Linked DNA regions of Homo sapiens: region 1 is linked to region 2. A link is a loop called in an ENCODE intact Hi-C map of the cell type or tissue named here. Cell type or tissue: mammary epithelial cell. All regions are shown on one strand. Links, peaks and the distances in the headings refer to the core of each region. The heading gives the core; the rest is flanking DNA.

Region 1 (2,803 bases), core at 217-2,716, 210 kb after region 2:
ACTTTTAAAAGTGTATCTGTTCAGTCTGTTGATCCAACATCAGATCAGCCTTGTCAGTTTCCTAAAGTTGAACGAACCACGGTTTTGTCTGCACGCTTCAGTTTTATCACAGCAGAACTGTGTCACCTGCATCTCACGTGAAAATCACAAAATGCCCTCATCCATGACCATTAAAGATAGGTCACATTTTTGCAATGCCAGCAATTTTGCATAAACAGACTCTGTTTTCAGGTTTGCTGAGGTGCTGGATATTTGGAGGTGAGAGATTTGAGGCACTCGATTTTCTGGTAGGAACCAGCACAGACCATGAGTCTCGGACTTCGTGCCGAGGTCTGCTGGGTCCCAGGCTGAAGGATGCATCGTTTAACTTTTTTTGTCTACACGGGTCTTGCGCATCATGTGCTACTGATTTTAATGTGAAAATCCCTACGTCAGCGGGTCTGGTTGGAGTCCCGTTGGTCTGGATGTTTCGGGAGAATGTGAGAGGAGAGGGGAGCAGGCCCTGTGCTGGGTGCAGACCCGTCTGAGTGCGCTGAGAAGACGTCAGGTGAAGGCCGGGGTAGCCGGGTGTCTTCTTTCTTCTGTGTCCACCTTCATTTTGTCCTCTTCCTCTTTTTGCCCAGTGTCTTCTGAGTGGGTGGAGCCAGGCGTGCCCACCAGATGCGGGTAGCATGTGCTAGGCCAGGACGGCCCCCAGGCTCAAGTCGGCCTCCTCCTGGGCAGAGGTGGGTTGGCCGCCTGTCCCCAGCTGAGTTGTGGCTGTTCCCCTCGCCTGCTCAGATGAAGGCAGTGCTGTCAGAGGTGACCAGAGCCCGCTCCCTCGACCTTCAGGACTCCCCGAGAGGGAGGCAACGTGTCAGGACGGTGTATGTGGAGAGAGGGTCGAGGCTCGGTGCCTGAGCACGGGCAGGAGGACAGTGGCCTCGATGCCAGAGACGGGAGGGAGAGACGTGACGATGAGGCTGCATAAGAAGAGAGCTGACTGTAGCTGAGTGTATCAGCCACTCACCGAGTCCAGTTTCCACACAGCACGATCATCGTGCCCTTGCCCACACACGTGTTAGATGAGCTTGTGTGAGCTTTATGGGCTGTAATTTGTGAGTCTGTTCTGGGTGTGTGATCCTGGCAGCCGGCTAGGCCTGGCCACTCGTGACCTGGGGCCTTGTCGGGGTGGGGAGAGGGTGAGGAGGGGTGCACCCTCGACACCACCCTCTGATGTGGCCTGCAGCCTATGAAGAGTGAGGTTTGGGGGCCCAGAGTGTGAGTCACCAGCGGTAAATGCAAACCATATGTGATGCATTTTCTCTGCTGCAGAAAGGGTTTCTGGTGACTCGCTCAGGCCAGGGCTCTGGAAACAGCATTGCTTATTTCACATAAAAATCCTAAGAATGTGGGTGAACCTGTCTGAGATCTGCGTAATAAAACACTTAGTTGAAGTCACCGGGTTAGTTCCAGGCCCACTTGGTTATGACGTGGCTGTTAGCCACGAGCTGGCATTTACGTTAAAGTGTTGAGAAGCGTGAGGGTTTTGATGTTTCAGTTTCTTGAAAATATAACTGTTTCTACTCAGGACCTGCCTCTCCAAGAGTGTAGCACACTTCATTTTTTTCTGTTTAGCATGTATGAGGGTGAACTTAGCTTGCTACTCACACACTACTCACCCTGTGGAGGAAGTTCGCCTCGCTTTTGTGGTGAGTCTTGCTGTAATGATAGCTTATATTTACAAATACCGTCGGCAGTGCAGGGTCTTCAGGCTTGCAGAAAACGGTCAAGTCATTACTTTGAGAAATGTACAAACATCTATGCTTAATGAGGTGCTAAAAGACAAAACTCATCTACAACCTCCTTCCCCCCAAACTGCCAACACTCTGGATTAACTTAAAAGCTGCTCTCTGGGCAGGTTGCATCCCAGGGCTCCTCCTTCACACGTGGTGGGGCCCCACCTTCGCTTTACCTCTAGCGTCCCAGCCCTCGTGGTCATCTGGAACCAGGGTTGGTACACAGGGCCTGCTGGCATTCCTGTGATACTCCGTGATATTCTGGAGGAATCCATCCCTTCCCTGGGGCTCCATCCCACTGCCCCAGCACCTCCAGCCACCCTGATTCAGGGACATCGCAGAGATTGGTGTTTGACGCTACGGCAGCAGAGGCGCAGACTCTTGAGTGTTGGAGGGTGTCTGGAGGGCCTGGGGACAAGCACCGCCTGCACTCCCGGGAGCTCGGCCCCGCCCCACCATGGCTCTTGGTGCAGGTGCACTGGAAGGAACTGGGTGGGGCCCTTGTGCCGAAGGGCGGAGATGGCGCCGGCCTGCCTCACGGGCAGGGGTCCGTGTGGCACCTGTGGCCGGCAGCGGGTGGGTCCAGGAGCCGCCATCATTTGGAGCGGGTATCGTCCTCACTGACTCTCTGTGGGTGCGGGTGGGGTGTGTGACGGGAGCTCCGGGCCTGGCTGACAGTGTCTCTCCTCTGCAGCGGGCTGACGCACGAGGCACACAGGAAGGAGGTGGAGCAGGTGTATCTGCGCTGTGCGGCGGGTGCCGTGGAGTGGATGTACCCAACAGGTGCTCTCATCGTTAACCTGCGGCCCAACACCTTCTCGCCTGCCCGGCACCTGACCGTGTGCATCAGGTCCTTCACGGACTCCTCGGGGGCCAATATTTATTTGGAAAAAACTGGAGAACTGAGACTGCTGGTACCAGACGGGGACGGCAGGCCCGGCCGGGTGCAGTGTTTTGGCCTGGAGCAGGGCGGCCTGTTCGTGGAGGCCACGCCGCAGCAGGATATCGGCCGGAGGACCACAGGC
Region 2 (2,803 bases), core at 78-2,577:
GTAATCACAGTCTAATTTGCAAGAAGGAAAAGAAAGCCGAGCCCTACGCTGCTGCTGCTGCCATTGTGTGTCCAGTGATTTCCTCACCTGAAACTCTTTTGTAAGCAGCTCATGTTGACATCAGCTCCGCCCAGGCAGCCACGGGGCCCTCCCCTGCCAGGGGGCAGCCTCTGACTTTCGGCCTCCACCTCGAGCAAACCTGCTGAGCGGCGCGGCCCAGGGAGGATCCGCCGAGGCCTGCAGATCCGAGATCTCTTCCTCGGGGGCAGGATTGTCCTGGAAAATCAGGAAATGGCAGGCATTGCTCAGAGCTACGTCTTGTTCTCCCTCACCGGTGTTGCTCAGTGGCACAGCTTCCAGGGGAAGACAACACGTGTTTTTCAAGAAAAGTTAAGTGGCCATTACCGAGCAGAGTCCTAACCCTGTGAAACCCGGCAAATCCTGCCTCCACGTCAGCTCAGGTGTGACTCGAAAGCACTTAAAAAATTCTCGTGTTTTACCACTGTGTTGATTAGTGTGAGCTTTGGTTCTTGGGGGTTAGGAAAATTCAGCCATAGGCAGGTCCGATATGATTTGCAACTTTCAAAAAACAGGATGGCTAAATAACAAATTACTAGTCTGATATTTTTTAAATGTCTGACTTTCAAATGACACAGAATTATTGTTTCTTAAGGTAAAAACAGTGTATTTGGCTTTTTATTGCTATAAAATATTATATAAATAAGAAAACTTGAGCTGGGGTGAGGTCTGCACTTTGCTGTACCTGCCGAAAATGAGGTGCCTGGAGCTTGGGACAAGTCGAGGCGTGCACTTCCCCTTGACTCGGACAGGAAAGAGAATCCCTTTCTGTTTGACACAGACCATTTCTCTGTGTTGGGAAATCCTGGTGAAGTATCACATAAACTTCTCCAGCGAAAGCAAACGGGCGAGGACACCTAGGGCACGTTTCAGCGCAGACAGGCCGGCCCTTCTCGCGGCCTCGCAGTGTCTCTCTCCAGGTTCCCGGGGATGGTAGATGAACGTGGTGACTCACTCAGGGTGTTCCTGCGAAGGGAAACTGAGAGGCCCACGTGGGACGTTGGGTGTCCTGTTGGAGTAGTCCTTTAGGAAGGAGCTTTTATATTTATATTTAACTAGCATCATTAAACCTGTTTGTATTTATTTCTCGATGAGCCAGTTTTGTTCTGAGAATGAGAAAATAGAGCCGTTTTAATAAATGTCCAAATCAGGACAGTGTTAAATTTGTTGTAAGTCCATATATAGTTGATTGGTCGAATTAACTTGGGAGTCTGTGTTTAGTTAAAAACAGCGTTTCTCAGGCGTTGCTGTATTTTCTGTGAGGTTCAGTAAAATATACACGCAACAGCAACCATTTTGACTTCTCATGGCAGGAGCCAGCTTCGTTGAAGTGGGCCAGGCTGAAGTGAGGCCAGCTTTGCCTGCTGCAGCCCTGTGGTCTGTGTCCAAATTGCTGAGTACTGCCGGGAGAGGGAGCCGGGAGTGCCTGCGTCTCCTGCTGTCAGCCGGTCTGACTGCCTGAGCGGAGCTGTTGAAGTGGACTGAACAACAGTAACCTTAGAGGGTTAGACTTGGTGAGGATGGTAGATGATTTTAAGTTTCTTCTCTTTTTTCCATTCTTTCTTCATTAATCAATGTTCCACACTTTAAATATAGTAATTTAAACAAATAACACATTTCAAGAATTCAGTGTAACATGTGACCTTTCAGTAGTATTGGCTGGAGCCGGCGGCAATAAAGATAGAAGCCTGTGTTCCTCTTGTGGCAAATGTTAAAGGAAACCAGAAATTCTTGATTCATATTTTTCCCTAGAACACGTGGCTTTACAGGTTTCAAAAAATGAAACTCTTGTTCATATGGTAAATATGACACACATTTCTATGCATTCTGAAAAGATTTAGAATAAACTGCCATTTGTTGTTAAAAATAGCAGTTATATAACTTTTTTTTTTTCTTGAGACGGAGTCTTCCTCTGTCGCCCAGGCTGGAGTGCAGTGGTGCGATCTTGGCTCACTGCAATCTCCGCCTCCTGGGTTCAAGCAATTCTTCTGCCTGCCTAGTAGCTGGGATTACAGGTGCGCATCACCACCCCCGATTAAGTTTTTTGTATTTTTAGTAGAGACAGGGTTTCACTGTGTTGGCCAGGCTGTTCTCGAACTCCTGATCTCGTGATCCACCCACCTTGGCCTCCCAAAGTGCTGGGATTACAGGCGTGAGCCACTGCGCCCGGCTGTAGTTATATAACTTTTAGTTATTAGAAGATCACATTCATATGTCTTGATCAGTTTAATGATTTCTAAGATATCATTAACAAAAGCCATTATGATGTATTGAAATAGGATTGATCTTAAAACGTTCGTGCTAATGTAACGTGAGTTCCCTTTAATTTTAAACCAGTATTTTTCTCTTCTTATTTAGGCTATAGTTTGTTATAAAGAGTATAGAGAGGAAAATGGAGTGCTTTTCTGTTCATAGAGTTTTTCTGAAATTAAAGTCAAAATTTTCAGTTTCAAGTAGTGAAAGCAGTGTTAACAGAAAGTTTCCCAGATACTAATCCTGGGTCTTTTAAGATCTTTAGATAATTAGTTGCTTTCCAAAATAGCTTTTAATTCTGAACTCATTTTAGACTTAAAGAAGAATTGCAAAACCAGTGGAGTTCTTCTAGACCCTCCACAGCATTCTCCGATGTGAACATCTCACATTTGGAAGCCAGGAAGTGCAGTGTGGGATAAAGGCCACTAACAGGCTGGTCTGCCCGGGACCCCGCATGGCATCTGGTGGTCCT

Evidence for each region. Peaks named below come from ENCODE experiments on the same cell type or tissue, not always from the same donor. Only the 100,000 strongest peaks of a DNase experiment are listed, where the experiment ranks them.
Region 1: a loop joins it to region 2, with 4 times the contacts of the local background. A loop is called at or near these places in 3 of 110 quality-filtered maps.

The regions. Positions count from the first base shown.
Region 1 is chr17:83,082,466-83,085,268 of GRCh38, forward strand. It overlaps METRNL (meteorin like, glial cell differentiation regulator), which reads left to right. Exons shown (of 4, transcript NM_001004431.3): 2 at 2,473-2,803. Among named protein-coding and RNA genes, the nearest start is that of METRNL, 4.3 kb to the left of the region's middle. RefSeq lists enhancers at 290-849, 850-1,408, 2,308-2,803. In mammary epithelial cell, for the core only: no CTCF peak of the experiment used is centred there; a DNase peak (open chromatin) is centred at 1,356.
Region 2 is chr17:82,875,390-82,878,192 of GRCh38, forward strand. All of the region lies in intron 14 of TBCD (tubulin folding cofactor D), which reads left to right. Among named protein-coding and RNA genes, the nearest start is that of ZNF750, 37 kb to the left of the region's middle. RefSeq lists an enhancer at 64-1,263. In mammary epithelial cell, for the core only: CTCF peaks have their summits at 157, 923 and 1,487 (motif pointing right); DNase peaks (open chromatin) are centred at 182, 932 and 1,472; H3K27ac peaks cover 2,500 bases.